Regions from separate parts of the Homo sapiens genome. Here region 2 is linked to region 1. The links are chromatin loops, found by intact Hi-C in ENCODE. Cell type or tissue: mammary epithelial cell. All regions are shown on one strand.

Evidence for each region. Hi-C counts contacts between places; a loop is a spot of excess contacts. Peaks named below come from ENCODE experiments on the same cell type or tissue, not always from the same donor. Only the 100,000 strongest peaks of a DNase experiment are listed, where the experiment ranks them.
Region 2: it touches region 1 in a loop (6-fold over the local background); 9 of 110 quality-filtered maps call a loop at or near these places.

What each region holds. Positions count from the first base shown.
Region 1 is chr15:45,121,057-45,123,556 of GRCh38, reverse strand. It overlaps DUOXA1 (dual oxidase maturation factor 1), which reads left to right. Exons shown (of 9, transcript NM_001276266.2): 4 at 514-689; 5 at 1,315-1,372; 6 at 2,336-2,470. The coding sequence starts at 543. Among named protein-coding and RNA genes, the nearest start is that of DUOXA1, 7.6 kb to the left of the region's middle. In mammary epithelial cell, no CTCF peak of the experiment used is centred here; a DNase peak (open chromatin) is centred at 1,316.
Region 2 is chr15:45,386,380-45,388,879 of GRCh38, reverse strand. It overlaps a transcript of GATM not described here. Among named protein-coding and RNA genes, the nearest start is that of GATM, 9.1 kb to the right of the region's middle. In mammary epithelial cell, no CTCF peak of the experiment used is centred here; no DNase peak of the experiment used is centred here.

The DNA of each region.
Region 1 (2,500 bases):
CTGATGATGTGGCTGGATTATATACTTAGCAGAGAGCTGCCTGGCCTTTGTTCCTTTGGGGACTGAGGAAGAAAGCCAATCTTTTTGTAATCTGTACCATCTTTCACCTTATGCCTTCACCTGATAATATAGCTCCTTTTATGTTCTGTGATCTATCTGTGCTAGGGGCCTGAAGGAGAGAGAAGAGAATTTTATTTCTTGAGACAGTCCCAGAAGAAACAGAGAAGCCCCCAGGGTGGTGGTAGCACTGACTTATGGAACCTGGAGGTTAAGAGAGGAGAATGGGGCAACAGAGACTGATGGCAAAGACCCTCATTCTGTCACCTAAAAGATGGGGAGATGGATGGCTGAGGGGCAGTGGAACGGTGGTAATAGCAGAGTCTGATGATGCACAAAATGTGAGCTCCAGAGAAGAGGAACCTAGTCTGGCTCATTCTGTGCTGTATCTCCAGCACTAAAAACAGTGCCAGGTACATTGAGGGCATGCAATAAATGTCTATTGTTGTTGTACAGCATTGCCCCCCCTGCACCACCTCACCAAGATGGCTACTTTGGGACACACATTCCCCTTCTATGCTGGCCCCAAGCCAACCTTCCCGATGGACACCACTTTGGCCAGCATCATCATGATCTTTCTGACTGCACTGGCCACGTTCATCGTCATCCTGCCTGGCATTCGGGGAAAGACGGTGAGAAACCCAGTCCTGGAGACCCCAGCCCAGAGAGACCTCAGCCTCAGGCTGAGGGGTTCAGAGTCTCTGACTACAACCAGGCTAAGGAAGGAGACCCCAGTGCGGAGAAAAGATAGCCACGACCCCAGGCAGAAAGCTCCCCATTCATTGATTCAGCAGTTCACTATTGAGCGCTGGTGGGGCATGGTGGCTCATGCCTGCAATCCCAGAACTTTGGGAGGCTGAAGTGGGAGGATTGCTTGAGCCCAGGAGTTCGAGGCCAGCCTGGGTTTATAGTATAGACCTCATCTCTTAAAAAAAAAAAATAGCTGGGCATCATGGTGTGCATCTGTAGTTGCAGCTACTTGGGAGGCTGAGGTGGGAGGATCACTTGAGTGGCTGCAGTGATATAAGATCGCATCACTGCCCTCCAGCCTGGGCAAGAGAGTGAGATCCTGTCTCTAATAAATAAATAAATGCATACATAAATACATAAGCACTTATTATGTGCCAGACACTCTGATTTCAATTGACCAAGTGATCTCAGCTTTAGAATTCCCGCCCCTCCCCCAAGTCTGGAAACAGGAAGGGTAGATGTGGAAGGAAGGCACTCTTTACTTAACCCACCTACCTTGTGACTCAGAGGCTGTTCTGGCTGCTTCGGGTGGTGACCAGCTTATTCATCGGGGCTGCAATCCTGGGTGAGTGCGAAGTGCAGCTGACTTGGGCTGCTGCCTCCATCCCTTCAACTCCCTCAGCAGCCTGCATCTCCTCTCCTTGTTTCCCCACAGCGGTGGGCCCTTGCTTCAGGGTGGCTTCCAGACCCTGCCCATATGCTTCTCTCACCATGGCCTTATCTCCCCACTCTTACCCTTGCCTGGAGAGGTGTCACCCTGGAAAACAAGCTGGATGCATCTCCTCAACCTTCCTAACACTTTTATTCGGGGGAAAGGAGGTCAAAATGAATGTCTGTGGGGAGAGGGCCCCAGAAAGGAAGGGAGGAAATGGGAAACAGCTGTTTGCTTTAGTTTGGTGATGAGGCAAATAGGAGAGATGAAAGTCTCCGTGAGGCCGGGCACAGTGGCTCATGCCTGGAATCCCAGCACTTTGGGAGGCTGAGGTGGGTAGATCACCTGAGATCAGGAGTTCGAGATCAGCCTGACCAACATGGGGGAAACCCCATCTCTACTAAAAATACAAAAAATTAGCTGGGCATGATGGCAGACACCTGTAATCCCAGCTACTCGGGAGGCCGAGGCAGGAGAATTGCTTGAACCCGGGAGGCGGAGGTTGCAGTGAACCAAGATGGTGCCACTGCACTCCAGCCTGGGAGACAGAGCAAGACTCCGTCTCAAAGAAAGTTTTTGTTGAAGCTATCTGCGTTTGCCTTGCCTGGCATGGTTTTGGTTCATGTTTCCTTCCCAGCTCCCTGAGTGACTCTCCCTAAAGCAGGGAGAAAGGGAGGGAAGAGGTAAACAGAATATGGCCAAGGGAAATCCCACACATGTGGTTGGCAGACTTACCATGAGCCAGACCCTGGCTAGTTAACGGGTATCCAGTTATGACCAAAACAGACATGGACCCCTTGTATTTCTCCTTCTGACTCTAACCTAGTAATGCCCAGTCATCTCTGAGTTCCCATATGTCCAACTCCCCAACCACAGCTGTGAATTTCAGTTCTGAGTGGTCTGTGGGCCAGGTCAGCACCAACACATCATACAAGGCCTTCAGTTCTGAGTGGATCAGCGCTGATATTGGGCTGCAGGTCGGGCTGGGTGGAGTCAACATCACACTCACAGGTGAGGGAGGGCTCTTACCTGTGGTGGGGG
Region 2 (2,500 bases), 270 kb before region 1:
GAGTTGGTCTCGGAGACTCAATTCCAAAGAATAAAGTATGAAAAGGAAAAAACACCAACCAACTTTACAGAGGAAAAACCCGGCAGACACTACCTTAAGCAAATGACAGGGTTAATACCATCAGTGATATGAGAATATTACATACTACCTGATACGATACGATGAAAAGGGCACATCATCTCGGTAGTATTCTTTCCAGAACTCCATAATGCCAGTCCAATCATGAGAAATACATAAACCCAGTTCAAAGCATAGACTACAAAATATCTGATTAGTTTTCCTCAAAACTGACGAAGTCCTGAAAAACCAAAGAAAGACTAAGATACTGTCAGAGAGCAGAGGCAATCACAGAAGACATTACAACGAAATATAGTGTGGTATCCTGGATTGGATATTGGAACAGAAAAAGAATGTTAGTGGAAAAACTGGTAAGATCCAAGTAAAGTCTGGAGTTTAGTTAATAATGATTTACAGTGTTGGTAGCTTAGTTTTAGCAAATGTATCTTAGCTGTGGAAGACAATAACAGGGTAAACCAAAACAGGGCGATGGGTGTACAGGAACTCTGTACTATCTTTGTAACTTTTCTGTAAATCCAAAAACAGATAGAAAACAAAATTTCCCACAAACTCATGAAAATTATTTTAACATATTAAAGTACAGACAGACTTCCACAAGTTTAGAAGGCTGACTTGTGCAGAATACCTACTTAAGATATCCACACTTAATCAGTCTGGTATAGTACCTCACGCCTGTAATCTCAGCACTCTGGGGGGCTGACTGAGGCAGGAGGAGCACTTGAGCCCAGGAGTTCAAGACCAGCCTGGGCAACATAGCAAGATTCTGTCTTTAATTTTTTAAAAATTAATATAATCACACTTAAAGCCCTTCTTGAGACCTATAGCACCATTTTGCTAGACTTGGAAGTTTAAGGTTTTCAGATTTGAATTCCCAGAGTATAAAATCAAAGTCTGTTTTCCAAAAGTTCACTTAACTCTTGAAAAAAGAATTGCACTGAGAATTTATCTCAGCAGAGTGTGGTGAATTTGGATGAATCATTTAGCCTTGGGCCATGAGGTTATCCCAACTATAAAATAAGATCCCTCTTAGTTTTAAAATTCTGTAAATATGCCTCTCTCAAACATTGTAAATATTGTTTTAAAGTGAGGTACAAATTCCAAGGGAAAAAATAAAACTTTGACTAGGCAATTGATTCCACAAACATTTATTAAGTGATAATCACTGTGCTAAGTACAACAGGAGCTGTAGCCCTTGCTCTCCAGAGGTCTGGCGAAAGAGATATGTAAACAAGCTGTTACAGCCATGTATAAGTGCTCTAAAAAAAGTATTAACAAGGTGTGCTGTGGTACACAGGAAGAAGTTGCTTCATTCTTCTGGAGATGTTACAGAAGGTTTGGACATAAAAAAAAAAAAACAGGAATACCATGAAATAGTACTGTTTGATCTAATCAGAGTCAATGAGGGATTAGTCCTATACTAGTAAACATTTATCTTCATTGGCTGTTTGTAAATATCTGGGAATTACTGGATTTTCCCAGTGCTAAATTGGCTGCAGAGTCAGAAATTTGGTTGCTACAGAATTGTGCCAGAAAAGCACAAGTATCTCAAGTTGCAGATGCATTCTCTTGGGAATGTCTGAAATCTGTCCCCTGAAATGATTTAATTGCTGTCACATGAACAACATAACTTTCCAGAAAAGGCAGTGTGTTGGCTGACATAGTCTGTCATTACTAAATCAAGCCTTCATAAAAACCTCATGCCTCACAGGTCATTCCATTTCCATCTTATAGCTGAATATTTCTAGTTTAGCCTTTGCAATATATAGTCTTATATGGTCTTCGTATTCAGTTTTGCTTTTAAATTCTGAATAGCATGGTAAACAGTAATTTAGAGTTCCTAAGCAAAAGTTCAATATTGGACCCTACTTTGATTCTAAGCTTGCAAATTCTGAATAATTCTATTTGAACAGACCTTTCTTTAGCAGGGAGAACGTGACTATGGAGGACGTTTTGTCACTTAAATGACCATAAGTGGAGGAGATGAGTGCTTCCTCCTGGGATGTTGCCCAAGACAAGTAAGAATATTCGAGAGGGATGCAGAAAACTGGCTAATGTTACTTCTTCAATTCCCAGGGCCCAGCTAGAGAAGTGCCTTTTGCTGGGAATGATAATTCTGGAAAATTCCCTACCAGCAACAAGCGAGACAGACAGGAGCGAAATAGCAAGCACAGACTGAGAACTGGGCAAAGTGCACAACAGAGAGATAGGCAGAAGTGTCTTCCCACGCTAATCTCCCTGTTCTGCCAGATCACAGCGTGTATGGACATGAGAGGAGCCAGGTGGCTGTGGGAGGTTTTCTCCCAGAGCAGTATCTACAGTTTTCTTAGGGCAGAGCTGCAAGGGAAAATATCTGTGACAACAAGAGTTGTTTCTAAGCAGACACAGGGCCTTTTGCTTCTAAAAATAATAGCGATTAGGGTTT